Linked DNA regions of Homo sapiens: regions 2, 3, 4, 5 and 6 are each linked to region 1. A link is a loop called in an ENCODE intact Hi-C map of the cell type or tissue named here. Cell type or tissue: PC-3. All regions are shown on one strand.

What was found. Hi-C counts contacts between places; a loop is a spot of excess contacts. Peaks named below come from ENCODE experiments on the same cell type or tissue, not always from the same donor. Only the 100,000 strongest peaks of a DNase experiment are listed, where the experiment ranks them.
Region 2: it touches region 1 in a loop (13-fold over the local background); 99 of 110 quality-filtered maps call a loop at or near these places.
Region 3: a loop joins it to region 1, with 5 times the contacts of the local background. A loop is called at or near these places in 35 of 110 quality-filtered maps.
Region 4: it touches region 1 in a loop (8-fold over the local background); 68 of 110 quality-filtered maps call a loop at or near these places.
Region 5: it touches region 1 in a loop (10-fold over the local background); 54 of 110 quality-filtered maps call a loop at or near these places.
Region 6: a loop joins it to region 1, with 8 times the contacts of the local background. A loop is called at or near these places in 7 of 110 quality-filtered maps.

Annotation. Positions count from the first base shown.
Region 1 is chr20:2,169,631-2,174,630 of GRCh38, reverse strand. LOC124904859 (a long non-coding RNA gene) reads right to left here and starts at 1,456. Exons shown (of 2, transcript XR_007067500.1): 1 at 1,221-1,456. In PC-3, a CTCF peak has its summit at 1,921 (motif pointing right); a DNase peak (open chromatin) is centred at 1,900; H3K27me3 peaks cover 2,005 bases.
Region 2 is chr20:1,963,430-1,968,429 of GRCh38, reverse strand. It overlaps PDYN-AS1 (PDYN antisense RNA 1), which reads right to left. Exons shown (of 4, transcript NR_134520.1): 3 at 2,087-2,826. Among named protein-coding and RNA genes, the nearest start is that of PDYN-AS1, 19 kb to the right of the region's middle. RefSeq lists an enhancer at 3,318-3,868. In PC-3, CTCF peaks have their summits at 2,370 and 2,604 (motif pointing left); a DNase peak (open chromatin) is centred at 2,619; H3K27me3 peaks cover 2,079 bases.
Region 3 is chr20:2,004,377-2,009,376 of GRCh38, reverse strand. PDYN-AS1 (PDYN antisense RNA 1) reads right to left here. Exons shown (of 4, transcript NR_134520.1): 4 at 1,860-2,445. Among named protein-coding and RNA genes, the nearest start is that of PDYN, 13 kb to the right of the region's middle. RefSeq lists a silencer at 3,160-3,454. In PC-3, a CTCF peak has its summit at 2,499 (motif pointing left); a DNase peak (open chromatin) is centred at 3,356; H3K27me3 peaks cover 1,105 bases.
Region 4 is chr20:1,761,688-1,766,687 of GRCh38, reverse strand. No RefSeq gene overlaps it. Among named protein-coding and RNA genes, the nearest start is that of SIRPG, 110 kb to the right of the region's middle. In PC-3, CTCF peaks have their summits at 1,879 and 2,082 (motif pointing left); a DNase peak (open chromatin) is centred at 2,077; H3K27ac peaks cover 1,330 bases.
Region 5 is chr20:2,084,355-2,089,354 of GRCh38, reverse strand. No RefSeq gene overlaps it. Among named protein-coding and RNA genes, the nearest start is that of STK35, 15 kb to the left of the region's middle. In PC-3, CTCF peaks have their summits at 2,381 and 2,581 (motif pointing left); no DNase peak of the experiment used is centred here; H3K27me3 peaks cover 4,584 bases.
Region 6 is chr20:1,898,010-1,903,009 of GRCh38, reverse strand. All of the region lies in intron 1 of SIRPA (signal regulatory protein alpha), which reads right to left. Among named protein-coding and RNA genes, the nearest start is that of SIRPA, 5.1 kb to the right of the region's middle. RefSeq lists enhancers at 652-1,151, 2,389-2,438, 2,248-2,817. In PC-3, CTCF peaks have their summits at 2,295 and 2,495 (motif pointing left); a DNase peak (open chromatin) is centred at 2,509.

The DNA.
Region 1 (5,000 bases):
GAAGAAATAGACCCACGAGGAAAGACAACTTGGCTGAGACGGATCAGTGAGCTGCAGGAAGTCCCAGATGAGGACCCTCCTCAATCCCAGTACCACACTTCACAGTTTACAAAGCACTTCCCGTCCTACAGTAGACCATCCCTTGGGTCCCATACTGTGTACAGCAGCTCCCAGGATGCTCTCACTCCCAGCAGCCAGCACCTGTGTCTTTCAGAGGACAGTTCGTAGCCTGCTCGACCCAGCTTTGCCTGTACGTATGGAGAGCTGGAAGTGCCTGGAAAGGTATGTCCTCCAGAGGGGAATTTACTCCCTCTAATTACCAATGAGCACAGGAGTATGAATACCCCAGCTCCCTTGCCCCCCAAATGGGCCAACTCTGAGGTATGACTTATGCCACCTCCTTTGCAGGACAGACCTGGTGGGGCATGGTCTTGCTGGCCCTGCCTGCTTCCCCTTCCTCTAGCTGTTCCTGGAAATACTTCACACACAGTAAGTCATTTTCACAGGAATCCTTGGTTCAGGGTCAACTTCTGGAGATCCCAACCTAAGACACCTCCATGGTCTCCTTCATGCTTCCCTGTCATTGGACCCATTGTACAGATGAGAATACAGTGGCCAGTTAGAATTGACACAGCTACCAAGTGGCTGTGGTGGGGACTAGTACCTAGGACTTCTAGCTCCTCATCCATGTTCCTTCAAAGGAAGGACCGTAACTCCAGCCAGAGCTGAAAATGAAATCTGTCTCTTTTTTCTTCTCACCTCCTGAATGCAGTAAATTCATGAACACCTGCCCGTGTGTGCATCTCTCCATATGGTGTGTCCCTGGGCCTCTGCCTCTTCTCGTCTCCAAAGTGAGTATGCTGTCTGATACTAAAATCGGTTCAGTATTTCATGTGGGTCACATCCTACATGTTGAGTTTGACTATAATTGCGCCAGGCAGACCATAATACATTTATTTAACACTAACATACTTTAAATTCGGACCTCTTGCATGTTATTTGCATCTATTTGATTGGGGAGGGGAATGAACAGATACACCTCCTGCGTTGGTCAAGTTGGCCTCTCATGACCTAGGATGGGAGCTGAGGACCAACAGGCTTGCCCCTGTCCCAGGGTCTGTACTTAAATCAGTGGCTTAGTTGACTCCCACCCTGCTCTGTCTACATACAGGGCAGAAGCTAAGGCGCCTATGTGAGCCTTATGTTGCCCCAGGGCTCACCTTGCCTAGGACTGGGGTGATGCCTCCTCTGTGTCCAAATGTCCACTCCCACACATGTCACTCGAGGCCATGAGCTCCATGAAGTCCAACAGCACCTCTGGTCACTGCTGCATTCCCAGGGCCCGGCATGCAAAAGATGTTTAAAGCACATTTTGGTCAGATGAATGAATGAATGAACGAATGAGTGAATGCATGAATGCACACCGGCTGGTTCATCTTTCCAAAGCACAGTTCGGATCCTGTCCCTCTCTTGCTCAGAAACTCTTAGTGGCTCCCAACGACTGCAGGATAAAACCCAAGGCTTCATTCTGGCATTCAAGGCCCTTTATACCGTGTTCCAAACCTATGAATGTACAAAAAATTATTGCACATGATTCGTGTCAGACCTGTGACAATGATCCTGAAACTGAGCCTTGGAGAGGGAAAGAGGTGAATGCTCTTACCTGCGTCAGTTTCCTCCCCTCCCCTCCCCTCCCCTCCCTCCCTTCCTTCCTTCCTTCCTCCGCACCTGGTAAGAACATACAGCCCAGGCCCTAGGCCAAATATCAGAAATGATCTGAAGACCCTGCCTGGGCAGGGACAGCTGTCTGCAAGGAAGGGGAGTTAGGATTAGCCTGAGGTTAGCATTGGAGTGGTTTCCCAGAAAGACTCTGGCTGTACTTTCCCAATCTTTCCAGGAGGGGGCGGCAGCATCCCTGGTTACAGGCGCTCACGCATCTCGGAGCTCCCGCGCAGGACGTGTCCAGGGGTGGAGAAGTGTGTGTCTGTGTTTGCAAGTGTGGCAGAGGGTCTCAGCATATGATTGAGTGGACACGAGTGAGAGCGCTCCAAGGGAGGTGTGTGTGTGTTCATTAGACTCTCACTCGGCTTATTGTGTGTCTACTCTGTGCCAAGCCCTGACTCTGATACTTGGGACCAGCTCAAGAGACCAGAGCTCAGTAGAGGGGAGCAAAGAAAAAAGCAAGTAAATAAATAAATAAATAAATAAATAAATAAATAAATAAATAAATAAAGTGATGTCACCAGATAATAAAGATCTAAGGTGGGGGTCGGGACTGATTTGAACCACGTGGTCAGAGCACCTCTCCAAGGAGGCAACCTCCATACTGAGACCAGAAGGACAAGAGGAAACCAGCCAAGCACAGATAAATGTGGGAGATGGTTCCAGGCAGAGGGAGCAGGGAGGGCAAGGTGAGATGCAGTGCTGTCTTGTAGGAGTTTGAGTTTGAAGAGTTCGAATTTAATTCTCTTTTCTTTCTTTTTAATTTCTTTCTTTCCTTTCTCCTTTCTCCTTTCTTTCTTTTTCTTTTTCTTTCTTTCTTTCTTTCTTTTTCTCTTTCTTTCTTTCTTCCTTCCTTTCTTTCTTTTCTCTTTCTCTCTCTCTCTCCTTCCTTCCTTCCTTCTTTCTCTTCTCTCTCTCTCTCTCTTTCAGACTCTCACTCTGTCACCCAGGCTGGAGTGCAGTGGTGCAATCTCGGCTTGCTGCAACCTCCATCTCCCAGGTTCAAGCGATTCTCCTGCCTCTGCCTCCCGAGTAGCTGGGATTACAGGAGCACACCATCACGCCCGGCTAATTTTTTGTATTTTTAGTAGAGACGGGGTTTCATCATGTTGGCCACGCTGGTCTCAAACTCCTGATCTCCAGTGATCCACCTGCCTCGGCCTCCCAACGTGCTGGGATTACAGGTGTGAGCCACCGTGCCCAGGCTGTTTTTGTTTCTTGTCTTCGAATTTAATTCTAAGGACAAGAAGTCCTCAGATGTTTGAACAGCCAAGTGATGCGATGTGATGTTTGATTTACACTTTCAAAAGATCTCTGGCTGCTGAGTGGGAATGTGTTAGAATTGGGCCAGTGACAGTGAGGAGGCTACTGCACCAGTCCAGGCCAGAGTTGCGGTGTGACCATGGGGGCTGAGGAAGTGTGTGGACGCAGCACATTTGGGAGGTGGCACTGTTGACAGTGGGGGCGAGAGGCGGAAGCAGGGCAGCTCCTGGTTCTTGGCCTGAACCAAGACTTCTAAGAGGAACAGCTGTATCAGGGGCAGTCTGGCATTTGAAAGGCTCATTTCTGCCTGAAACCTCTACGGTTTGGCTCCCTGACCTGACCAGTTCAGGACTTCCAGGGCCAGTCCCTTCTCCATCCTCCTCTTTTTTGGAGGGAGGTTCTGGAAACAGCTGGTTCCATCCTAACCTCCAGGCTTACCAGGGCCCTGCAGGGCTCAGGAACAGAACATTCTGCTTGGATCCTATACGGGGACTTTTCAGTTCCAGACAGCTCTTTGCCTGCCCTTCCTCCCTCCCTCCCTCCCTTCCTTCCTTCTTTCCTGCCTGCCTGTCTGCCTGATTGCCTGCCTGCCTGCTTGCCTTGCAATCATAGCTCACTGTGGCTATTTTGCTGTTGCTGTTGTTAGAGACAGGGTCTCATTATGTTGCCTGGGCTGGTCTCGAACTCCCGGGCTCAAGCGATCCTCCTGTCTTAGCCTCCCAAAGTACAGGTGTGAAACACTGCCCCTGGCTTAATGCTTTATTCTTGACTCATTCAATCCTTGATGGGAGGGAGAATGCTGGCTCTGGAGACAGGTAGCATGTTGTGAGGAAGGAATCCAGACCCTATGGAGAGGCACTCAGCTAAGGTTGCAGGGGACAGCGAGACCACTCATCCAACACATGGTGAATGAGCCTTCAGAAAACTCCATGCCCAGCTAATGCCAAGAGGAGCAGAGATGAGCTCTCTGCCAAGCCCTACCCAAACTGTACATTTATGCACACAGTATGTGTTCCTGTGTTAGTCATTATGTTATGGGTTTGTTATGCAGCAATAGATAACTGGAATAAATAACCTTGAATCTCAGCCCTGCCCTTTCCAGCTGTGTGAGCTTGAGTAAGTCACTTAACATCTCTGAGTCTCAGTGGCCTCAACTGTGGAATAATACAAATAATAACAGAAGGAGAATCATGCTGCTATAAAGACACATGAACACGTATGTTTACTGCGGCACTATTCACAATAGCAAAGACTTGGAACCAACCCAAGTGTCCATCAATGATAGACTGGATTAAGAAAATGTGGCACATATACACCATGGAATACTATGCAGCCATAAAAAAGGATGAGTTCATGTCTTTTGTAGGGACATGGATGAAGCTGGAAACCATCATTCTCAGCAAACTATCGCAAGGACAAAAAACCAAACACCGCATGTTCTCACTCAGGTGGGAATTGAACGATGAGAACACTTGGTCACAGGAAGGGGAACATCACACACCGGGGCCTGTTGTGGGGTGGGTGGAGCAGGGAGGGATAGCGTTAGGAGATATATACCTAATGTAAATGACAAGTTAATGGGTGCAGCACACCAACATGGCGCATGTATACATATGTAACAAACCTGCACGTTGTGCACATGTACCCTAGAACTTAAAGTATAATTAAAAAAAAAAAAACAGAAGGAGGATAGATATCTCATGAAAAATTCTCATAACACCCAGAAAGGGGAACTCGTTTGTGAAGCATCCCCCACAGACAGCAAGCAGAGATGTGCAGGCTTGAGCCTGAGGTTTGTGCAATACACAGTGCAGGGGTTTTGGTTCAGTGCTCTGAAGCACTCCGTAAGGATCCAAGCCGGGTTGTCGTGGTGTTGGATGTGGTGGTGTCTGAAGAGATAGTCAGTATCCAGAGGCTTAGTGCTTCCCGGCCCATGATCCTGAGCCGGTTCACCAAAGGGCCTGCCTCCCCAAGCCAGGGCCCATGTGCCATGCAGGCTCATCCCACTGCAAGGA
Region 2 (5,000 bases), 210 kb after region 1:
ACCAGCCCTAAAGGGGGACCCTGGACCTCCAGGTCCAAGACAGTGACTGGAATCTGACCACTCCACCTGTGTTAGGCTGTTCTTGCATTGCTACAAAGAATACCTGATACTGGGTAATTTATAAAGAAAGCAGTTTAATTGGCTTATGGTTCTGCGGGCCGTACAGGAAGCATAGTGCTGGCATCAGCTCGGCTTCTAGGGAGGCCTCAGGAAGCTTACAATCCTGGTGGAACGTGAAAGAGGAGCAGGCACGTCACATAATGAAAGCAGGAGCAAGAGAGAGAGAGACAGGGGTCGAGGGAGGTGCCACACACACTTTTCAATGACCAGATCTCCTGTGAACTCAGAGCGAGAGCTCGCTCACCACCAAGGGGATGGCCCAAGACACACACAAGGGATCCGCCCTTATGATCCAAACACCTCCCACCAGGCCCCATCTCCAGCATTGGGGATTACAACTCAACATGAAATGTGGACAGGGGCAAATATCCAAACTATATCAACATCTATGGTCCAGGTGGCAAGATGGAGGAACAAATAAAAAAGAGGGGGAAAGGACATACGCGTCAGCTGTCCTTTCTGGAAGTTGCTATGTAACATTTCTGCTTATCTCACTGGCCAGATCTGAGTCACATGGCCACACTCAGATACAAGGAGGCTGGGAAATGCCATCTTTATTCTAGGTAGCCAATTGGCCCATTTAGAGTCTGAGGTTCTATTTCTAAGGAGGCAGGGGAGCACGGATATTAGAGATCCAGCAGTTTCTGCCACAATATGAAACCTTTGCCCCTGAGGTAGTACAATGTACTGAAAGATGTCACCCCAATTACCTTAAAATGGGGAACTTTTCCATCACTGGGCAGATATCTTTTAACCCCACAAAGGTTTAGAAGTCAAGCCTATATTATTGTGTAGTTGGTATTTAAAGTATTCACAACTTTGAAGAGGTTTTTTTTGCATATTAGAGTATGAACAAATTAGCCTTGTGACTCCTATTTAAAATATGTAATTGAGTTTAGACTTGTGATTCTTCCGTTGAGAAGCACATGAATCTTTTTATACTAAATTTATAAATGACTCCAGAATGTATAAGAGATCTTGAGATTCACTGTTGTATAAGTTTTTAAATTAGATTTTCCAAAGTGGTTTAAGTACTTTGGAAAGTTTTGCTTGTCAGGTCAGGCAATGAAAGTGTTTAAAAAAGGAAATTGAATACGTTAAATTAGTAAGTCCTGTGTAAAATGTTGAAGATAATTTAATTAACCAAGTTTGCAAATGGTATGAATCATTTAACCGAGTATGAGTCGATTGACCATTAATCAAAAGCCCCTTGAAACTGACTGCATAGAAATCGAATAATAAGTTTTGTAAATTGAACTTAAAGGCTTAAGAATGACTAGGGTTTTTTTTTTAAGCTACTGTATTACATTGAATATTAAGTAACAAGTACTTGCAAGAAACCTTTTCTGCATCCAAAAAATCCCTTCCACACTGACATTCCCGGATTCACTCAAGAGCTAAGTTGGGGTTTTAGGGTAACCCCCAAAGTCCTTGCTTGTCTGCTAACTACACAGTAACTGCCAGTCTGGGTAGGGAACATTAAGGGTATGGAATCGGCAGGACAAGGCACCTGACTGGATTGGGAGAGAGAAAGAGGAAAAGCGTCGAGAATGAGCTTGGTTCAGTTTGGGCACAGGTGAGTATGCAGAGAGCACCAGCAGGCCTTGGGAACTCCTAAAGCATCCCCACCATATCATCTCATCATCTCTCTCATCTCAACCTCCCAAGGTTACACATTGATCTTCACTGGAGATTTTCTTTTGGAGAAGGAGGTCCTAGCACACTCTCATGAAAGAGTTGGGGCTGACACTGAGGAGCCCTGGGGAGCCCTGGAAGAGAGGGTGTCTCTGAGAGCCACCTCCATGCTCTCTGCCTAAGGGACGGATCCTCAACGTAACCACAATCTGAAAACAATCATTGCTGACATTTGGGGTGGATGCTATGGGAGCCACATCTAGGCCCCTGATTCTGGCTGTCATACCCCTCCCCACTCCAGATCTAGGGGCATAAAAGACCAGTCACTCACCTCGTGGTAGTGCAGCTCCCACTCCAGAGCTCCCCTAGGAGCAGGCTGAAGCTAGTGCACAGCTGAGACCACTTTCTTGCTTGGCAGCATGCTGCAGAATGCTCTGCTGGCTGCCAGGGAAACTGGTCTGAGGGTCAGGCTCCCTCCTTCACCCTCAGCTTCCTTCCCTTCTTGGACAGCCACCTCTGCAGGCCCTCAGTGTTTGTGGAGTGAATAACTTGGGTTACATAAAGCCCTGGCACACAGTAGGCCCTCAGTGCAGTCCCCATTGACTTCCCAGAGGTCCAGAGTTTTCACAGAGATCCCGGGACGTCTCACAGGACATCTTGTTCCTCGGTAGTGACCTTGCTCTAGCCTTCAGGGCTGCACCTGGACTTCAGGGAGTCTTAATGGGGCAGGAGACCCCCCGGCCCCGCCCTCTGGGCAGGTGCGCGAAGATGATGCACGCACAGGAGGTGGCGGCCGCGAGGTGGGTGGGCGGCAGCCGCGTGTCTCTGATCTGGGAGCGCCCCCTCGTGGCGAGATGAGCCATGCACGTTGAGGGAGGATTTCCCCACCGTCCACGTGGTCTTAAGGGTTCAAACTCAAGGAGACAAAAGGAGAGACGCTCAGGGGATCATCTAATATAAACGGGCGGTCGTCAGCATTAAGATAAGAAGTCTTGGTGCTTCCTATTAAAATAAGTTGTTCTGCAGTGCGGTCTTTCCTCTTAGCCTGCAAATGATTAGGCAATTTCCTCACTGCAAAGAAAGGGAAATCCTGTTTGCCCCAGCTCTCATCGGAACCAGTGGAGAGTGAGCTTGGATAGTGGCGTTCAGAAATTTAAACCTCACTCGAGTAGAAAGCACTTTTGCTTCCTCCACCCATCCCATGTTTTCTCCATTTAAAATTAAAAACGAAGATAAAAACAGGCCGGAAGTATTTTGTCTACCCAGCTCTGCCTGAAGCTCTGGGGGAAATTTTCAGTAATGATGATGATGATGATCAAAGCAAAAATAGTAAACTATAAATGTGGAGAGCTCTCAACTAAGGTGGGAACGTCTGAGAGGAAGAGCTTTTCATGAGCCTAGAACTCTTAAAGAAAACGTTATTCGTGGCACTCGCTGAAGGTGGTGAGGCCAATTCAAGGTCCCCTGGCGATGGGTATAGGGATCGCTGCAGTGGGGTCTCATAGTGGGAAGAGAGATGGGGCTCAGTTCTGACTCCAACAGGGACAAGTGAGAATTTATAACCAAGGAGCAGAGCGGGGGTCCACGGATGGAAAATTACTAAGAGGAAACCTCAGGGATTTTCTGGCTAAACTAACGTGAGAGGATTATTGCTGAAGGCAGGCCAAGCTGATCAGATATCCACAATGGTCGGACACCAAGAGTGGGGATTTTTGCTAAACTGATTTAGCAGGATTCTTGCTCCAGCTGGAGTCTACAAGGACAGAGAGGCTGCCTAGTCAAGTGGAGGACTCAGAGGAGACAGACTAGTTTGTGTCAAAGGAGAGAGTCTTTGTCTCCTTTGACCAAACCCCGGGAGGTGCTATGCGTGAAATTCAGCTGCTCAGATGTGCAAATGAGAAAGTGCGCTTCTGTAAGAGAAGAGACATAGTATGGGCTTTATAATTTTAAAAAAACCCAGGAGGGATTTCAGGTAGTACGAAAAGAATGGGGGGACTGGAGTGAATGAATACTTGTCGAGCCCTTATTTTTTCCATGTGGCTCTTATTATTCTGTCAGGGACATTGAAACAGGAGTGACTCCATCTTGAATAGGGGCTGGGTAAAATAAGGCTGAGACCTAATGGGCTGCATTCCCAGGAGGTCAGACAATCTTAGTCACAGGATGAGATAGAAGGTTGGCAGGACTAGTATCACAAGATACAGGTCACAAAGACCCTGCTGATAAAACGGGATGTGGTTAAAACAAAAAAAAAAGAGCCAAAACCCACTGAAACCAAGATGGTGATGAAAGTGACCTCTGGTCATCCTCACTGCTCATTATGCGCTAATTATAATGCATTAACATGCTAAAAGACACTCCCACCAGCACCCATGACAATTTACAAATGTCATGGTAATGTCAGGAAGTTACCCTATATGGTCTAAAGCAGGGAGGAACCCTCAGTTCTGGAAATTGCCCACCCCTTTCCTGGAGCACTCATGAATAATCCACCCCTTGTTCAGCAGGTAATCAAGAAATAACTGTAAGTATACTCAGTTGAGCAACCCACGCCACTGCTCTGTGTGTGCTTTACTTTCCTAATAAACTCGCTTCCACTTTATGAACTTCCTCTGAATTCTTTCCTGTGCGAGGTCCAAGAACCCCCTCTTGAGGTCTAGATCAGGACCCCTTTCTGGTAACAATCACATCTTTACCTTAGCCTTGACAAATAAAGGCAATTTTTCCATTTTACAGATAGAGAAACAGGCTCAGAGAAGAAAGGGGCTGAGCTCAAAGTGACATCATTGAAAAGCAAAGGGCTAGGATTAAAAACCAGGCTCCTAATATCAACCTCAGTGTTTGCCACAGCACTGGGTCAACGGATCTACCGACACTCGTTCATCCATTGATTTATTCATCAAATGTTTATTGAATACCTACTATGCACCAGATACAGTTATAAGCACTGGGGATACAGCCACGTCCACAACTGGCTGAAGAAATTAGGGCTACAAATATTGCTGGGTGGGGAGGCTCAGATGACCAATGATATTTCTTTACTAACTACTTTCGTTTATCAGCTCATTCACCAATCCATTTATTTTTTATTTTATTTTATGCAAAGTGTTTACTGACTTATTTATTCATCCATTCTCTCAGTCACTTATTTTCTTATTTACTTATTCATTCATCCACTCAAACATTGATTCACTTGTTCATTCATTCTTTTGATCATTTATTTATTTATTCACCTGCTCATTATT
Region 3 (5,000 bases), 170 kb after region 1:
TTTTACTGCCTGGCACAGTGCCTAGCACACAGAGTGTGTTGAGCGTGTACAATTCTATGGTTTAATTATTTATTTAATGCTTTTGGTGTTGTTGGCACCACTTGGATGAAAAGAAGCTGGGCTCAGATGAATTAGTACACCAAAATTCTTACTGCACCTTACAGGGTTCAGATAGACATCTTCTACATTCTCTGCTGTCGCAGGGAGTACTGAGTGTAACAGCTGAGATGGGAGCTATTGTGGCCTCTCCAGAAGAACAGCCCTCAAAAGGATACCCCAGGAGGCCTCATTTCAATACCAAAAACTTCTCCCTGGAATACCAGTAAGCCCTATGATGACATCAAAGCCAACCAGGTATCTGATCAATGTGAGCTAATTACTATTAGCAAATGTGATTCCAGCCCAAACATAAAGCCTTGGTGGCCTAATCATCCGTTCACTCTTTATTCAGCAAATATTTAATGAGCACCTACTCTGTGCTAAGTGCTGAAAACACAAGACAGACAGGGGTCCCTGTCTGTTAGTCGACATGATGGTGGTCAGGTTGAGCATGGAGCAAAGGAGGGCTGTTAGTTAAATAATTACATAGTGATTGTGGTTAGTGCTATGATGTAAAAGTATTGGGTTCTCTAACAGCATGTAAGGGGGGTCCTGACATAGGTCTGGAGAATTGGAAAGGATTTCCCTGAAGCAGTGGCCTAGGTATACATAATTTTTGCCAGGCTATGAAATGCGCAAGGAGTGTTCCAGGCAGAGGTAGCAGCAGAGCAAAGGGACTTGGCAGTTGGGAAGGAGCATGATGCCTTTTAGTTGCTGAAGGAAGGCAAATGGCAAAGCATTTGAGAGATGAGATGGGCAGAAAGAAGCTAGAGAAGAAATCGGGCCCAGACCATGCCAGGCCTTATAGGCCATGGTAAGAATTTATAGATTTTATCTAAGAATGATGAAAAGCTCTCACCAAGAACTGTTTGATCCTCTGAGGGAACAGGAGTAGCTGCTGGCATTTAATTATAATAATACCCATGCATGGTAGGTGTGGTAGTTTTCAAACTTGGCTGTAAATTGACACTCCTTCCACTTAGAGATGGGGTCTATGTCCCCTCCTCTCAATCTGAGTGGCCTTGTGATGGTTTTGACCAACAGAGTGCGAAGGAAGTGACACTATGTGACTTGCAAAGCTAGGTCATAAAAGGTCATGCAACTTCTGCCTGTTCACTGGAACACTAGCTTTTAGAATCCTGCTGGAGAGGCCAAGGTAAGGCATTGTAGCTGAACCCAGCCTTTGAGGCAACACTGCCTGGGACCATGTGAAAAAGTCTCAGGTTATTCCAACCCCCACCTATTTGAGTTTTCCAGTCTGAGACCCCAGACATCATGCAGCAGACACAGCCATACCTGTTATATCCTGTCTAAATTTCTGATCTAAGACTCTGTGAGCATAATCGAATGATTGCTTTGTTATCCCACGAAGTGTTAATGTGGTTTAATATGCAAGAATAGAGAGCTGAAAGAGTAGATATATTATTAGTATTCTCCCATCTTACAAATGAAGAAGCTGAGTTTCAGAAAGATTAAGCAACTAGATCCAGGCCTTGCAGACAGTCAATAGTAGAGCCACGATTGAATCAAGGTCTGGTTAATTGCAGAGCCTGCTCCCTTCTGATGATCCCGGGTGACTCCTACACTGAGTAGGGCTCCCTGACAAAAATCTCCCAAGCTCCCCCGTTACTGCTCTTCAATCTGGAGACCCACTTTGGTCAATCTAGATTTCAATGACTAGGATTTGATTACAGAAACAGCCTTCGTGACACATTTGATTTGCATTCTTTTCAAATAATTGAAAGACATTCACTCTGCAATCGCTTCTTTTCTGACTTTATTTTCCCCTCCACACCCACAGGCAGGAGCCAGATATTTTTGCCAAGCCTGACAAATCTGCTCCTCTCCCCACATTGCCCCCAGTGCACCAATGCCCACTAGTCCCCTATTAAATCCCAGTCAGGGTTGTGAGAAGGCTGATTCAGCTCCCTCTCCCCACCCCCTCAGAAGAGTTAGGGATGAGCAAATCACTTATTGGAGTAATTCTGGGAGCTGAGGCAGAGCCATGGCTGGAAGCCACCCACTAACAAGAAACCCAGGACATCAATCAGCCAAACTGATTTTTCCGCTGCCGCAGCCACTTAAACAGTTATCTTTGCTCGAGGCTTTGTCCAAAGTTACTCAATCAGTGGGTTCCTGGGCGATAAGTCACGGCAGCCTCACTGCACTGTCTCTGTGTCCTAGGGCTGCCTCTTTACTCACTTCTCGAGAGGGGTTGAAGTTCATTTTTTGCACTCTAAAAAGAAGAGCTCCTGCACTGCTTGCGCACATATTCTGGTTATAGCGGGAAGATGAAAAAGGATATTGAGGTCTGCTGGGATATCAATACGCTTCTCATTTGACGCCCTGCGGAGGCAAGGGAAGGATGTTTTAATTCATTTTATAGCGCCCCCTGCTGGTCGCGTGGTCCAGCTGCAACAAACGCATGATCCAAGCCTTCCGGGGAGCCCCTTATAAGCCATTTGTGGGGTGGGGAGGGGACCCATTAGCCACACAATCTCCTTTTCCATTTTACATATGGCAAAGTTGAGGCCAGAAAGAAAAACATGATTCCCTCAAGGTTGAATAGTGAGTCAGTGCTATTGTTAGAATCAGCCTCTCCCAAGCTGGCACCTTTTCTAGGCTCCGAGAGTGCCCAGCGCATAGTTAAGTGGCTCTGCTTGACAGCACAGCATGAAATTAGGAGGTCCTGGATTCAAACCTAAGCTCTGCCGCTTAATAGCTGTCACGAGAAGGGAGTTCTCAGAGACCCAGTTTTCTCATCTATGAAATAGGGGTAAAATAAAAATGGGTAAAATAGGATTTTGTGAGGATTCATTCATCCACACATTTATTAAAAACCTATTGAGTGTCTACTATGGGCCAGGCACCGTGCTGGGTACTTGCGGTATAATGGTGAATACAACATTGCAGTACCTGTTTTCTGCTTTTTTGTTTGTTTTTAGGGTGACAGTCTAATGAGAGTATTAGATAACATATGCAAATACACAGCATAAATTTAACAACTGTTGAGAAGGGAAACATTTTCCCTTTGATTCTCCACACTTTCCAAGTATCAGGAGGCTCGGGGCCTTGCCCCAGCTGTATCAGTTTAGGAATATTGATGACTCGAAGAGATTAAGTGATTTAAAGGTCAAGACCACATAAATCTCTGTATTCTTCAGTATGCCTGCCCCCAGGATGTGCTCAGTAAATATTTGTTTGGTTGCATGAATGTCCCACGTTCTGGCTTCCTCGCCTCCCCGGCTGCCAGCCAATCGCTGTCCGTGGTGCTGAAAAGCAAATTCCTGCTACCGAGCATGAGGCGGCGCAGGTGCTGAGGCAGAAAATGGAGCCCAGGGGAAGTGAATAAAGAGAGGAAGAATGAGCCAGCTTTTCACTGACTATTAGTGACATCTTCATTTTGCCATCTCTTGGAATCCAAAGCTAATATTCCTTTTTCCAGATGTCCCCACTTGGCATTTCTTGCTAGCTGGAAACACTGGGCAGATAGGTGATGCAGGATGATCATGTCTACAATGGGGGTGGGTGGGGGAGAAGGGGTACTGGGAGTCCACAGCCCCATAAAGCCCTATTTTAAAGTGTTCTGCAAAAGTGGTGGATTCTTTCTCTAGACTCTTCCTGGGCAAGGAAAAGGCAGCAGTCATCGATGCCTTCTCCAGCTGCTTTCATCCATGTCTGTCACCCAAGAATGTAGGCAGCTCTGAGTCAGAACTGGCTGTGGAAGTTCTGACTCAGATACTCAGATGTATATGGCAGAGTCATATATGTGGTATATAGTAGCCCAAAAGAGATCTGTCTGGGATTAACAGGCTGAAGCTGAGTGAGTGTTTCATTTTGACCCATATTTAATGTGATAATATTTTTACTTATTCATGCATTCTATAAATATTTGTTGAGTGCTTCCATGGCCTGGAACTGTTATAGGAGTTATAGATATACAGTCAAGTACAAGAAAGACAAGATTTCTGGCTTCCTGAAACTTACATTCTAGTGGATGAGAAAAAGAATAAACAAGTACACAAATGTGTAGCATAATTCCAAGCAAGAGGATAGATGATGATAGATAAGGTTCTCTTTTAGATAAGGTGATCATTGGAGGCCTCTTTGAGGAGGTTTCATTTGAGCACAGATGTGAATGAATTGAGATAATAAAACATGAAAATATTAGGGGAGGGCAGCATTCCGACTAGAAGCAACAACAAGAGCAAACACCCTGAGGTGGGAACAAGATGGCATATCCAAGGACCAGAAAGGGAGCCAGTATGAGTGGAGTAGATTAGACAATAGGGGACATGAAGACGAGATCCTGTAGGTCTTGAGGAGGACAAAGCAGGGTGTCTGGAATATGAGAAACACAAAATGACAGTTACTGCTGCACCTGCTATCATGTATTGATCATTGAGTATATAGTAGGCACTGTGATAAGCATTTACATGTATTAATATCATACTTGCAACAACCCTATGAGGAAAGTGAAGTTATTACTCCACTTCACTGATAAGAAAATTGAAGCCCAGAGAGATTAAGCAACTTGCCAAAGATCACACAGCTAGTCCAGGGCCCAGCCAGGCAGTCTGGCTCTGGAGCCCTTCATTGCTCCTAATCACTGTATTCTATTGATAAAAACATCATTACTCAGAGAGGTAAGTGAATTGCCTAGTTAGTTATACACAGCCCAGAGATGATGGATCAGACTTGAATCCTAGGATTCAGCCCTGGGGTATTTCCACTGCACCACACTGCCTCTTTCTATGGTAAAGCAGAATAAAGGAGAGAGGCTGTTCTGTGACAGCACCACAGAGGCAGGAGCAATTTTAATGCTGCCAGCGAGCCCCATGGGGATTTTATTTAAATGATAATCTGCACTCTGCAGTTGTCTGATATTCCCTCCCACTTAC
Region 4 (5,000 bases), 410 kb after region 1:
TATTTTAACATTATATAGATGCTTTGACACTGTACACAGCAATCTGGAACTTTATTTTTTATGCTTAACACAGTTTGTGAGGTTTATTTCTGTTGATATATGGAGCTACATTTTATTAATTTTCCACTGTTCTGTGGTCTTCTATTGTAAGAATATGCCACAATTTATCAATTCTTCTCAAGACAGATTTTGAAGCTTCATTCAGTGTTTTGCTAGTACAACTTTGCAACAAACATTCTTTTATTTGTTTCCCTGGGCATGTGTGGGAGAGTCTGCCTTGTTCCTCTAGCTTGGTGCACAAAGCTGCAGTATTGGTATGATTTGGGAGCTTTTGTTACACAAAAAAAATTTCCAATTGTTGCTTAAGTTTTACTCTTTCCATTTATCCCTTTCATCTCGCTATATATATATATATATATATATATATATATATATATATACACACACACATATATATACACATATATATATACACATATATATACACATATATATATACACATATATATACACATATATGTATACACATATATATACACATATATGTATACACATATATATACACATATATGTATACACATATATATACACATATATATACACATATATATACACATATATATACACATATATATACACATATTATATACACATATATATACACATATATACACATATATATACACATATATATATACACATATATATATACACATATATATATATACACATATATATATAATATTTTTGAATGTTTATTGCATTTTTTAAATAGATACCTTTTAGGAAGTTAAAGAGTTAAGGAGTTTTCCTTTCTTCTATTCCGATATTAATGTATTTTAAAATCAAACAAAAGCAAAAGAAATCATCACCAGCAGACTTGAATTATAAGAAATACTAGTGGACACCCTTCAGGCACAAAGAAAATGACACCAGATGTAAATCTGGATCCATACACAAGAATGAAGAACAGAAAAAGTAAATAGATGCATAAATTTAAAAGACATTTAAACAAAATCTATAGATGATAAGTGAATGTTTAAAGCTAAAAATAATAACGCAGTGTGGATATTATGATAATAACGCATTAATATCATATAATACCTGATACAATGGCACAAAGGCTGGGAGAGGGAATTGGATGTACACAGCCAGAGTATTCCTATATTATACATACAGTGGTATAAATATTGGGGCTTCTTTTTCAGGATCACTGTATATTTTTATATTTTTTCATGTTGTCTTTTATGTCATTTACAAACAGCTTTGTTTTTAATATAAACCTTGTGCACTTTTATTAAATTTATCTTTTTAAGACTTAAATGTAAGATCTGGAACTATAAAAAGAAGAAAACTTGGGAAAAGCTCTTCTGGACACTGGCTGAGACAGAGACGGAGTCTCACTCCATCGCCCAGGCTGGGGTGCAGTGGCACGATCTAGGTTCACTGCAACCTCCGCCTCCCAGGTTCTAGTAATTCTCCTGCCTCAGCCTCCCAAAGAGCTGGGATTACAGGCGCACACCATCACATCTTGTTATATTTTTCTGCTGGTGTGTGTGCACACGTGTGTGTATGCATTATAGATGGTAGGAATCTTATTTTTTTATAGATGATAGGAATCTTATCTTTTCTCTGGAAGGATTAATTATCCAGCACCCCCTGATATCCACTGCCAGCTTTGCTATATAGCGAGTGTCTATAGATCTGTGGTTCCTTCGATGAGCTCTGTGTTCCACTGATCTACTTGTCTAGCTCTCTGTCAATACAGGCAAATTAAATTGTGCTTCACTTTATTGCACTTCACAGACACTGCGTTTTTCACAAATTGACGGTTTGTGGCAACCCTGCATTGAGCAAGTCTATTGGTGCCATGTTTCCAACAGCATGTGCCCACTCCGTGTCTCTGTCACATTTTGGTAATTCTTGCAATATTTCAAATTTTAATAATTATTATATCTGATCTGAGGATCTGTGATTAGTGTAATGGTCTTGTGGCTCCGCGAACCGTGTCCTTATGAAACAGCACACTTGATGGAAAATGTCTTGTGTGTTCTGACTGCTCCACCTACTGGCCGTTCCCCCGTCTTGCTCCCTCTCCTCAGGCCTCCCTACTTAGCCTGAGGCACAGGGAGAGGCATTGGCCTGAAATTAGGCCAATTAATAACCCTGCAACGGCCTCTAAGTGCTCAAGTGAAAGCGAGAGTTGCAAATCGCTCACTTTAAATCAAATCTAGAAATGATGAAGCTTAGTAAAAAAAGGCTTGCCCAAAGCTGAGACAGGCTGAAAGCTAGGCTTCTTGCACCAGACACTCAGCCAGCTGTGAATGCCAAGGAAAAGTTTTTGAAGGAGATTAAAAATACTACTCCAGTGAGCACATGACTGATAAGAAAGCAACACAGTCTTATTGCTGATAAGGAGAAAATTTTAGTGGTCTCGAGAGATGATCAAACTAGCCACAACATTCCCCTGCAATATCTCCGAGGTATGCTTGTGCCTGGCCTAGCATAGCTCCACAGTAAGTTTTGATATCTTTTGGGCAAGTCATCTCACCTTTTCTTATCCAAAATTGTTGTGACTATTCTTGGCTTAAATGCATTTTAGACTCACTTTATCAACTTTCATGAAAAATCCTTTTAGATTTATTAATTGATTCCATGGAATTCATATATTATTTTGGAGACATTTACATTTTTCCAGTATTGAGACTTCCCATTTATGGGCATGGTATACCTCTATTTATTTAGGTTTTCTTTTATGAAGTTCAGTTTACAATTTTACAGTTTTTTTCTCTATAATGGTCTTTTGCATCGTTAGTTAGAGACGCCTTTAATATATTCTAGTTTATGGAATCTTTAAAATTTATTATTACTTTTTTCAGTGGTTGTTGACTACTGAATAGGATTGCAATTGAGTTTTGAACATCAATCTTAGAGCTGGAAAGCTTATGAAATTCTCTTACTAGTGCTAATAGTATGGATATTCTTTTTATATATAACTTTTTTTTTTTTTTTTTTTTTTTTTTTTTTTTTTAAGATGGAGTCTCACTTTGTTGCCCAGGCTGGAGTGCAGTGGTGTGATCTTGGCTCACTGCAACCTCTGCCTCCCAGGCTCAAGCGATTCTCCTGTCTCAGCCTCCCAAGTAGTTGGGATTACAGGCGCATGCCACCATGCCAGGAGACAGGGTTCCACTGTGTTGACCAGGCTGGTCTCAAACTCCTGACCTCTAGTGATCCACCATCCTCACCTCCCAAAGTGCTGGGATTACAGGTGTAAGCCACCCCACCTGGCCTTTGTGTGTAACTCCTATAACATTCGTGTAATGATCTAAATTAGTGTTTATCTTTCTCAAAGTTACATGTACACACTAAGAGTCAAATAAATAGTTATATAAGTTTTACATATAAAAATTGGAGTCTCCCTAACATCCAACCATATTCTATCTCCCAGAAGCAACTATTCTCAATTTTTAATAGATTATCTTAGACTTTTACTGCCATATCTCATATAACATGTTCATATTGCCACTTCTTCATTTTTCAGTATTAGGCGTTACTTTTGACTTCCCACAATTACAGATGGTAATATAATGCTCCACCATTGCTGACTTAATGCCACACGTGAACACTTTCTATTCCCCATCAACTGAATATGATTATATCATAATTTGGGATAATTTAAGAGTCGATGTCTATATTGTAATAAGTGTTTGAATATTCTTACTTTCTTTTTTTTTTTTTTTTTTTGAGATGGGGTCTCACTCTGTCGCCCAGGCTAGCGTGCAATGGTGCAATTTTGGCTCACTGCAATCTCTGCCCCCTGGGTTCAAGCAATTCTCCTGCCTCAGCCTCCCTAGTAGCTGGAATTACAGGTGTGCACCACCACGGCTGGCTAATTTTTGTATTTTTAGTAGAGACAGAGTTTCACCATGTTGGCCAGGCTGGTCTCGAACTCCTGACCTCAATTGATCCACCCACCTCAGCCTCCCAAAGTGCTGGGATTACAGACATGAACCTCCCCACCCGGCTGAACATTATTTCCAGCTGGGTCTGGTAATATTCCTAGCTTTTGCTTATGTTCAGTCTCTCCTGTGTATGTTTGTGTAATCACCACTATAGTCAAAATACAGACAATTCCATAACCATAAAGGTCTCCCTGGTGCTACCTCATTATAGTGACACCCACCCTCACCATACTAAGTCTCTGGCAAATGCTAACCTCTTCTATATCTCTGTAATTTTGACAATGTTATATAAATGGGATCATACAGTATGTAACATTTTGAGTTTGATTTTTCACTCAACATAATGCCTTTGAGATCCTTACAAGTTGTTGCATATATAAATAATTTATTTTTTTATTGCTGAGTGTTATTTTATTGTATGGATGCATACTGTTTGTTTAGCCATTCACTTGTAAGACAAGTTTGTCTTACACTGGTTGTTTCCAGTGTTTTGCTGTTACAAATAAATCTGCTACAAACATTTGTGCACGGTTTTTTGTGTGTACATAAGTTTTCATTTTTCTGGGACAAATGCATGGGAGGGCAATTGCTGGTTCATGTAGTATAGTGAGTGTATGCTTAGTTCTTTTTAAGAAGTTGACAACCAGTTTTATAGAGTGGGTGTATTATTTTACATTCCCATTTTCAATGTATTAGATATTCAGTTTCCCCGCATCCTAGCCAGCATTTGATATTGTCACTATGTTTTACTATAACTGTTCTATTAGGTACATAGTAATAATATCTCATTATGATCTTAATTTGCATTTTCCTGATGGTTAGCGATGTAAGCATCTTTTATGTGTTTATTTTCTATCTATATATCCTTGTTGATAAAATGTCTCTTTATGTCTTTCACCCATTGTGATATTGTGAAATATATATTTGGTCTTCAACCCTGTTTCCTGCCAAACAACCCCTAAAATCCTTAGACTCTCCAAAGAGATGTCTTTTTGTGTCTTAATGAATTGACTGATGGCTGGGAGCACCTCCGTAGCT
Region 5 (5,000 bases), 85 kb after region 1:
AGATGCTTAATTTTAATTTCTGGGTTTCTGTTTCAAATCCATTGCAACACAATGCGTGTTGTTTACACTATAGCTGAAGTCCCCAGTACTTATAAGGATCGGGAAAGTTGCTTTTAGGTCCTGAAGTGATGTATTTGCTTGCGTTTCTTTTGTTCTTGGAAACCAACTCTTTCAGGAATGAAGTGGAAAGAGACAATGGTGCCTTCTTTACAGGTGCAAGGTTCCCTACAGTGGTGTGTGTGCTGGAGTTGGCTCTTCTGTGCTTCTGAGAGCTGACTGTGAGCTTCTCTTTCCAACTCTGTTCAGTGACATCATGCTGGGAGCTTGAAATCAGTCACAGTGAGAGTATTCACACTATGGAAATGGGCAGCCCTACAAATCAAGTCTCCTTCTCTCCCCTCTCTCCTGCAGCCCCTCCCCAAAATGATTTAACCTCCTTGTGCCTTGGGAATAATAAGAGTGCTTCCCTTCTAGGTTATTCTGAAGATTTAGTGAGATAAAGCATGGAAGGCACCTGGCACTACCTGTGTGTTTATGTATTTAAGCAAGTACTGCATACTTGGAGTAGAAAAAATCAAACAAGTAAACAGAAGGTTAGAGTGAGAAGGAAGTTTCCTTCTCATCCCGGACCTCCATTCCAATTCCTATCCTCGAAGGCAAACTATCTCTCTAAATCCTTCCAGAGATGTGCTCTAAGATGTATATATTCTAAATGGGCTCATGTAGCTCTAACTTAATATTTTTAAAGCCTGGTCTATTGTTCCATTTTTGGATGCACCAGGGTTTGTTTAACCAGCCCTCTATGGATGCCATTTAGGTTGTTTCCTATCTCTTTCCAGTAAAAATTATGGGCACTGAACAACTTTGTCTTTTGCAAATAAACATGAGTGTATCTATAGGCTCCATTCCTAGAAATAGAACTATTAGGTCAAAGGTTATGAGCATCTTAATTCTGGTTTGATTATCAAATTGCTTTCTAGAGGCCATGCCAATTCACTCTCCACAGTGTAGGCAAGTGCTGGAGTCTCCACAGTCTTGGGACATTGTCTAACTTTTTGATCTGTGTCATCTGATCATTTTTGGCACCTAAGACAGGTAAATGATTCTCATTATTATTATTGATGGAGAAACCCGGGTGCAGGGAGGAAAGGGAGTTGCCCCACACCACCCATATCCAGGCTTCTGCACACAAAGCAAAGAAATGATAGTTGAGGCTGATGCCATTAGCCCTGCCAGGAAGTGGGGAGTAATCCTTGAGCCCTGGGCAGTTGGAAATTCTATGAACTTGCTTTGCAGGCTCTTTATCATCCCTGTTTTTCTTGAGTGCAATTTCTCAGGAACATGAAGGATCAAGAAGGTGTGAAGCTCTGGTGCTCTGAGAAGCTTCAGTACGGCTTGTTCTCTACTATAACAGACAACTTCCTGAAATACAGATGCCATTTCTCTCTTCAGAACTTTCTGTGGCTCCACATTTCTCAAAGTTCCTGGACCAGCAGCACCTGGGAACTGGTTAGAAATGTGTATTTTTGGCTGGGCGCTGTAGCTCACGCCTGTAATCCCGGCACTTTGGGAGGCTGAGGTGGGCTGGTCTTGAGGTCAGGAGATCGAGACCATCCCGGCCAACATGGTGAAACCCTGTCTCTACTAAAAATACAAAAAAATAGCTGGGTGTGGTGGTGCGCACCTATGGTCCCAGCTACTCAGGAGGCTGAGGCACGAGAATTGCTTGAACCCAGGAGGCGGAGGTTGCAGTGAGCCGAGATTATGCCACTGCACTCCAGCCTGGCGACAGAGCAAGACTGTCAAAAAAAAAAAAAAAAGAAAAAAGAAAGAAATGCGTATTTTCAGGCCCCTCCTAAGACCTATGAAACCAGACACTCTGGGGGTGAGGCCTAGTAATGTGGGTTTTAACAAGTCCTCCAGGTGATACTGATACATACTTAAGTTTGGAACCACTGATTTACAGAATAAAGTCTGTAGCCCCACAGTCTGGGGCAACTGTGGCCCCAACCTACCTTTCTTACTGTATTTCCTTCCTCCAACAATTTTTAAACATACTTAGCTACTGGCTCCTTCTAAAACCCCCCTCCACTTCCTCATCCCTGTGCTTGGAGCAGAAACCTCTAGTTGTCTCCCAATTTTTTCTACAGCAACAGAGGCCGTCATTTAAAAACTGTATTTCCCAATCTCCCTTTTAACTGTGTTCTGGCCAATGGGGCAAGAGCAGGAGTAAAACGTGCAACTGCTGAAATGTGCTCTTAGGAGGGAAGAGTATGCCTGCTATCCCCTTTCCCTATTTGCACTGGCTGGAACACAGATATGATGGCTTTGGACCATGCAAACAGATGAGGACTGGGGCTCAGGTGTGGTGGAGCATCAGGAAGGAAGGAGTCTGGGTTCTTCATGCTGTGGGGTCACTGTGGGAGCCATAGAATACATAAGCCTGGACTGTTATAAAAGACAGAAACCTATTTTATTTGACCACTGTGACTTTAGATCTATGTCAAAGCAATTAACTATCTTCCCTAATACAATACCTTCCCGTACACTGTCCTCCCTCTACTGGCCACATCCCTCTCTTCCTTTCAAAAACAAAATCAAATGCAAACTTCCTTTCCCCGATCCTAGAAGAGTTGATTTCTCTTCACTGGTTGCTCATTCCACTTTAGAGTCCTTGTTGCTGGCCAGCTGTAGTCAAATCATTTCACCATGAGATCGGGAGCTCTTCGAGGCAGGGGCCAAGCTGGGTCATCTTGGAATATTCCCACAGTTCTGACTCAGTGTCTGCCACACAGTAGATACCAACAGACATTTTTCAGGGGCAATTTCAAGTCAGCATCTGCGTTTTTCTATGCTCCTGGCTAAATTGTGCTTTGATGAGTACTTTGGATGAGAACTGAGAATCAATTCATAATCTGAAATTGTGGCCTGAAATTCTTTTCCACTTCCCAGAGCAGCTGTGGACCAAGTGGACTGAGACTGGCCCCTAATGGGTGCTTTGGGGACGGACAGGAGTCGGGAGTTACGAGGAAGGTAGTAAATTAGGAGGAAATCATTTATTATACGTCTGCATAACCCGCTAAGCCCCTTTCTCTCCGTGCTTGGTCTGAATGGCCTCAAGGTCAAGACTTGTGAGAAACTGTGACCCTTTTTAAAGGCCACTCCATCACTGCAGCCCCATGTTTCATGCCCCAGGAGCATGAAACTGGTTTCTTAGAATAGTGTTTGTTCCATGAGACCAAGCTATATCAGAACGCTCTGACTTTTACTCTGACTCAGAACTAGAAGTCTAAAGCAATATGCTGTCAACCAGATTGGCGCATGCTCTCTCTCTCACTCCCTCGCCCTCTCTCTCCCTCTCTGAGTGCCAGGCACTGTACAAGGCACTTGGAATACAAAGTTGAAAAGATGCTCTCCTTGCCCCAACTCACTTGTAAGGGCCAGAGCACGCATGGACAAATCATCACCAAATGCGATCGGGGTTACCTGGGGGACCCTGAGACCCTTTAAAGCATCCATGAGGTTAAAACTATTCTCATAATAACACCGAGGCATTATTTGCCTTTTTCACTCTCCTTCTTTCACAAGTATACAGAGGGTTTTACCCCAGAATCGAGCCCAGATTCATACAGTCATCCCTCTGTATACACAGGGGATTGGTTCCAGAACCCCTGAAAATACCCAAATCAGGACATACACAAGTCCCGCAGTCAGCCCTGTGGAACTCCTGTAAACCAAAGCCCTCTATACATGCTGTTTTCACATCCTGAGAATACTGTACTTTCAGTCTGCGTTTGGTTGAAACAAATCCGTGTCTAAGTGGACCTGCCCAGTTCAAATCTGTGTTGGTCAAGGGCCAACTGCGTACCTCCAGAAAACCCTGCAGAGGCTACATGATGTGTGATTATCAACACATCATAATAGAGAAGCAGACATGAGAATCCAGTTGTCCATGAAGCCAGACATTAAAGAGGTTTACAGAAATATAAGGCAATGTCACTCTTCACACTATGTTTTTTGAAAAATATACTCATATTTCACAAAAAATGTTTTGTTTATATTAGCATGTAATGGATTTATTATTGCCTTAAAAATAGACTAATAAATACTTTTAAAATGTCTGTTAATTTCTGGTACAGTACATATCGATATACAAATCTCTTTGGAGTACTCAATACTTTAAAAAACTTTTAATTTTAAGATTATTGTAGACTCATGTGCAGTTGTAAGAAATAATACAGAGATCCTTTATACCCTTCACCCAAATACAGTGGCTGTACCATTTTACATGCCTACCAGCAATTTATGAGTGATCTGTTCTCTCCATTCTCATAATTCTCTGCATTCTTACCAGTGGTTGCTGTTATTATGTAAAATCTTGCATAACTTTAGTGCAATATTACAGCCAGAAAACTGGCACTGATGCAATCCACCCGCCTTATCCAGATGTCATGTGTGGCATGCACTCACGTGTGTGTGCGTGTGTGTATTTAATTCTATGCAACTTTATTACGTGTAGATTTGTGGCACCACCACCACAGTCAAGATACAGAACAGTTTCATCACGAGGATCCCTCATGCTACCCTTTTGTAGCCACAGCCACCTTCTTCCTTCCCTCATCCTTAATCCCTGTGTGCTCTCTCTCTCTCATTTTGTCATTCCAAGAATGCCATGTAAGTAGAATAACACAATATGTAACTTTTTTTGAGATTGTCTTTTTTTTCACTCAGCATAGTTCCCTTCAGACCATCCATGTTGTTGCATGTATCAATAGTTCATTCCTTTCCGTGGCTGCATAGCATTCCATGGTAGCCATGTAACACCATCTGTTTAATCATTCACCTGTGGAAGAATATTTGATATTTTTGATTTCTCGGTATTATGAATAAAGTTGGTATGAACATTCATATGTGGATATGAGTTTTCATTTCTCTGGGATAAATGCCCAAATACAATTGCATGTGTGGTAAGCACATGTTTAATTTTGGAAGAAACTGCC
Region 6 (5,000 bases), 270 kb after region 1:
GACAGAGTCTTGCTCTGTCACCCAGGCGGGAGTGCAGTGGTGCAATCTCGGCTCACTGCAACCTCTGCCTCCTGGGGTCAAGCGATTCTCCTGCCGCAGCCTCCAGAGTAGCTGGGATTCCAGGCGCACGCCACCATGCCCGGCTAATTTTTGTATTTTTAGTGGAGATGGGATTTCGCCATGTTGGCCAGGCTGGTCTCAAACTCCTGACCTCAGGTGATCTGCCCACCTCAGCCTCCCAAAGTGCTGGGATTATAGGCGTGAGCCACCGCACCTGGCCTTAATTGTACATTTTCTTGAGGCCTCTGCTCCTTAGAGCGGCCCTCCCTCTGTCCTGACTAACCTTCTCCCTTCCCTCCTCCTGCTTTTCTCCCCAGCTACCTGGCATCATTTGTTTACTTGGGTGTGTTTTTCTCTTCCTCACTAGAATGTCTGCTGCACGAGAGCAGGTGTTTTTGTCTGTCTTGTTCACATTTGTATCCTCCAAGCACCTAGAGCCATCCCTGGCACATAGTAGGTGCTCAAAAATATTTGTTGAATGAATATTTACAATTAAAATGACCCTAATAATGACTGCAAAGTGGTTAAGGGTAAAGTGAGGAGTGGAGCCTGGCTTTACCTCTCACTGGCTGTGTGGCCTAAGGATGAGCCCCACTTGGCCTTGGGAAGCCTCAGTTGCCTTATCTGTAAAGTGGGGATGAAGGGCCATACTGTTTGGCTCGTGGTGAGGGTCAGGTAACAGCTCACATGAAGGGATGTGGAGAGAGTATCGGTGGGTGAAATGATACCCCATGTTTAGCACTTGCTTTATATACTCCCCGATTCTCCTCTCCCTAGCAAAAATAGGGGCAGGGGACAAGCATGGTATAGAGTTGATCAGTGTCAAAGCTGAGGCTCATTACATCATTCCTTCTCATTTTGCATATGTTTGAAATTTTCCAAAATAAAAAGATAAGGAAGAGCTAACACATGTTCAAGGCTCAGCCTGTGCCGAGCACATCGTGTACCTAGTATTTCCTTCCACCACGGGCTTCCATTTCTGGAGAACACCGACGGTCGGCCTGAAGAATGGAGCTGTAGAAACGGCGCTGGTATCACCGCCCACCTGCTCCAGCCGTCCCTCCTGGCTGGGAGGCCCATCGCTCACTCCCGGCTTCCAATTTCCCTCCTGATCCGAGCACCTGATCTCCTTGGGCTCTTGGCGCTAATCTGCAGCCATCTAACACCCTGCGCCCCCGAACGAATGTGCCAGGAAATCTTACAGACACAAAGAACCAATTCTGCAGCATTTCCGACTTCCACCTCAGCTGTTTTGCATCTCTCTGGACTGAGGGCCTGGCAAGACACCTGGCAGGGAAAATCCATCTCGTGGAGGGCTTCATCAGAATACCCATCCCAGGAACACCAGCAGTTAACAGGAAAGCAGTTTCAGCTGTGAAAATAGATGCTTCCTTCTCTAGTATGGGGACAGGGACACACCTTGGGGACACACACTGCCCCCACCTCATAGGAAGGTGCACTGATAGAAATACGAGAGGAGGCCGGGTGCAGTGGCTCACGCCTGTAATCCCAGCACTTTGGGAGGCCGAGGCGGGAGGATCACCTGAGGTCAGGAGTTTGAGACCAGCCTGATCAATATGGTGAAACCCAGTCTCTACTAAAAACACAAAAATTAGCTGGGCGTGACGGTGTGCGCCTGTAGTCCTAGCTACTGGGGAGGCTGAGATAGGAGAATTGCTTGGACCCAGGAGGCAGAGGCTGCAGTGAGCCGAGGTCGCACCACTGCACTCCAGCCTGGGCGACAGAGCAAGACTCCGTCTCAAAAAAAAAAAAAAAAAAAAAAAAAGAAAGAAAGAAAGGAAGAAAAAACAAAAACAAAAATGAGAGGAGCACTAAGGGAGCAGGGTGCCAGCACAACTGGGCCTCAGTTTCCCTACCTGTCAAGCAAGCCTCAGTGACGGCTAAGGAATGGCACAACAGTTAACCACATAGGCTCTGTGATTAGGCCGACAGTGGTTATCCACATCTGGCGCTTACGGTGTGGCCTTGGGCAAGCTGCTTCACCATTCAGAGCCTCAGTTTCCTCACAGATCCAACGGGTCCGAAGATAACGACGTGCATCGCCAGGTGGCTGTGAGTACCACCAGGGTCACACACACCAAGTGCTGAGCCCAGGAAGCAGAGAACCCAGATGGTTCCTATTAGTATTACTTTAGTGTTTTCCCGGGGAATTCGGGATCCTGTCAGATTTCTGGCTGAAACAGTGGAAAGTTCCAGCACAGCCCAGTTTTTAAAAGCCTTGGCCTGGACCACAGGAGGCTTGGCGTTCCAGCCGGGCCTTGCCATGGATCTCCCGCGTGGGCCCGGCCAGTTTTTTTCTCTCTGTTCTTCTGGCCGCACCATAAGGCACTGGATGAAAGCACAGAGGGCTCTCTCAGGCCCCCTACTGCTTTGCAGGTCCGGGAATCCACAACTGCAGACCTGTGGATCCAGATAGAGACACCTAGAGGCAGGCTGTGCCCACAGCACTCAGTCCCTAGTAACAGGCAATTAAATCACTCTAGCCTGGGTTTCTACTCAACTTGTCCATCCCCCAACAGCATAAAAGCTACAAGGACAGCTGGGTGGTGCGGTGGCTCAGCCTGTAATCCCAGCACTTTGGGAGGTGGATCACCTGGGGTCAGGAGTTCGAGACCAGCCTGACCAACACGGAGAAACCTTGTCTCTACTAAAAATACAAAATCAGCCAGGCATGGTGGCGCATCCCTGTAATCCCAGCTACTCGGGAGGCTGAGGCAGGAGAATCGCTTGAACCCAGGAGGCGGAGGTTGCGTTGAGCCGAGATCACGCCATTGCACTCCAGCCTGGGCAACAAGAGTGAAACTCCATCTCAAAAAAAAAAAAAAGAAAAAAAAAAAGCTACAAGGAAAATATCAAGCTGAAGGACATTTGTTCACTGAACAGCCTTTGCTGTTTTTTAAGTACCCCCTATGTGTAAGCAACTGTGTTAGATGTTTTATGAAAATCCGTCCCAATTGTTAAAAAAGAGGAATCAAACCAGAATAAAGCCATGCTAATTACAACACTGGTTAATATGTATTGAGTGCTTACTACATACAAGGCATGGCTTCCAGCATTATACACGCATTAATTAACTTAATCCTTGCAATAGAGTGGTTAATACCATTCCTCTTTTACAGATGAGCAAAATGAGACACAGATTCCTGCAAATTGTCCAAGTCAGTAGCAGGGCTCAGATCAACACCCAGGGGTCTTAGCACCATCTTAGCGCTAGGCCAGGGTGTGTGTCTGCGTGGAGAGGCTCCTCTGACCTCTCCCCAGGAGGCACATTAAATTGAACCTCGGAGGATGAGTAGGATTCAGACACAGGAAGACAAGGAGGTACAGGGAGGGCATTTCTGATGGCAGGAACAGCACGGGCCAAGGCACAGAGCTGAGAGTTCAGCTGAGGGCATGGATCTGTAGAAAACCGTTTACCAAACGGAGAGAGGCCACATGCTAACGGGCATACTACAAATCAAATGCCTCTCGTTCATAAGTTCAGGGAACACTGGAGTAAATGTGACCCAGCTCGGGATTCTACATTGCAGGGCTTCTCAGGGTCTTTGGGGTGCTCGTGTGGCTGAGTAGCCAGCAAAGCTCTGGTCTGCAGGGAGGAAGCCTGGTTATCCTGCAGCATCTCAACAGGTCAGCTTGTTGGAAAACATGTGGCTGGAAATCAGGCCTGGCAGGGAGGAAGCCCAGGCCTCACGGCAGCTTTGTGTTTTTTTGTTTTTTTTTTTTAAAGAAAACTTGGACCCACTCAACAGTTTTGAGCTGGGGAGTGACATGATCTGAGTTGTGTTGACAGGCCAGAAATCTGAGCACATTTAAAAAGAGAGAGAGAGGGGGGAAACCTTCCGTCAGTCCAAGACTACAAATAAGAAAATAACCTGTCGCACGGAGCCATTGGAAGCAGCAAGCGAGCGCGTGTGGGATCCGTACAACACTTTTAGACTCCCTTCCTCTCGCACACCCCCTCTCCATCTGTCGCAAAGGGCACCAGGAAGATGCAGGGAGGAATATTCCAGCTCTGGGGGCTCCAGAGCTCAGCAGCCCAGATGGGGGGCTCTCACAGGAGCCACATCACCTCTCATGTGTTGTTACTGGTGAGGACCAAGGGGCTGTCAGTATTTCCACCCTCAGCAGGCTTTCAGAGAAATGCCTGTGACTTCATCAAAACCTTCTGCCCAGAGAAAGAACTCTTCTACAGTCCTCCACCCAAGGCCAGAAAGGGGCCTCTCTCACTCCCTCTCCAGCTTGGACTAAATCATCCTGATTAAGTCATTGAGCTTCTTCCCTAGAAGCCACCCAGCAGGAAGGCCAGCATCCAAAATCCTGGCTCCTCTCTATCACTTATAAGTTAGTTCCCCAGTTTGGGACTCGATTTTCTGCATCTGCAGAATGGGGAGAAGAGCCAATCCATGTCTTGCGGGTGAGACGACGCAGGAGCAGCATCCGGCCTGGAACGCCATTAACTATCTAATGAATGTTGGTTTTCCTCCCTTCTCTCAACACATGGTTCACACCAGCACTGCATAGGTGCTGCATGACTGCAAGTACAGACGTGAATTACCGTGAGTTTCCGAGGGGTTGGTAAAGGCCAGAAAGTACTCAGAGAAAACTATGGCTTTAAAGGAACTTCCAACAGCCTGATGTGTTGAGCCAAAGCACTCCCGCCCCGTTTTCTCTTCTTACGAAAGAGGAAGTGAGATTAACTTTACCATTTAGGAAAGTACAGAGGAGCCCCCAGAGTGCCACCCTCTACCAAACGGTGAGAGGTTCACTGGGGGGCCCCGCTGCTCCCCAGAGCCTGAACTGCAACTTGGCTTGGCCTCCTCCAGGCCAGAGAGAAGAAATGAATGGGAGTTTATCTGAGGTCGGCCTGGGGGGTGACTCAGAGGTCTCAAGGCCTACCTGGGGCCAAGCAGGCATCCTGC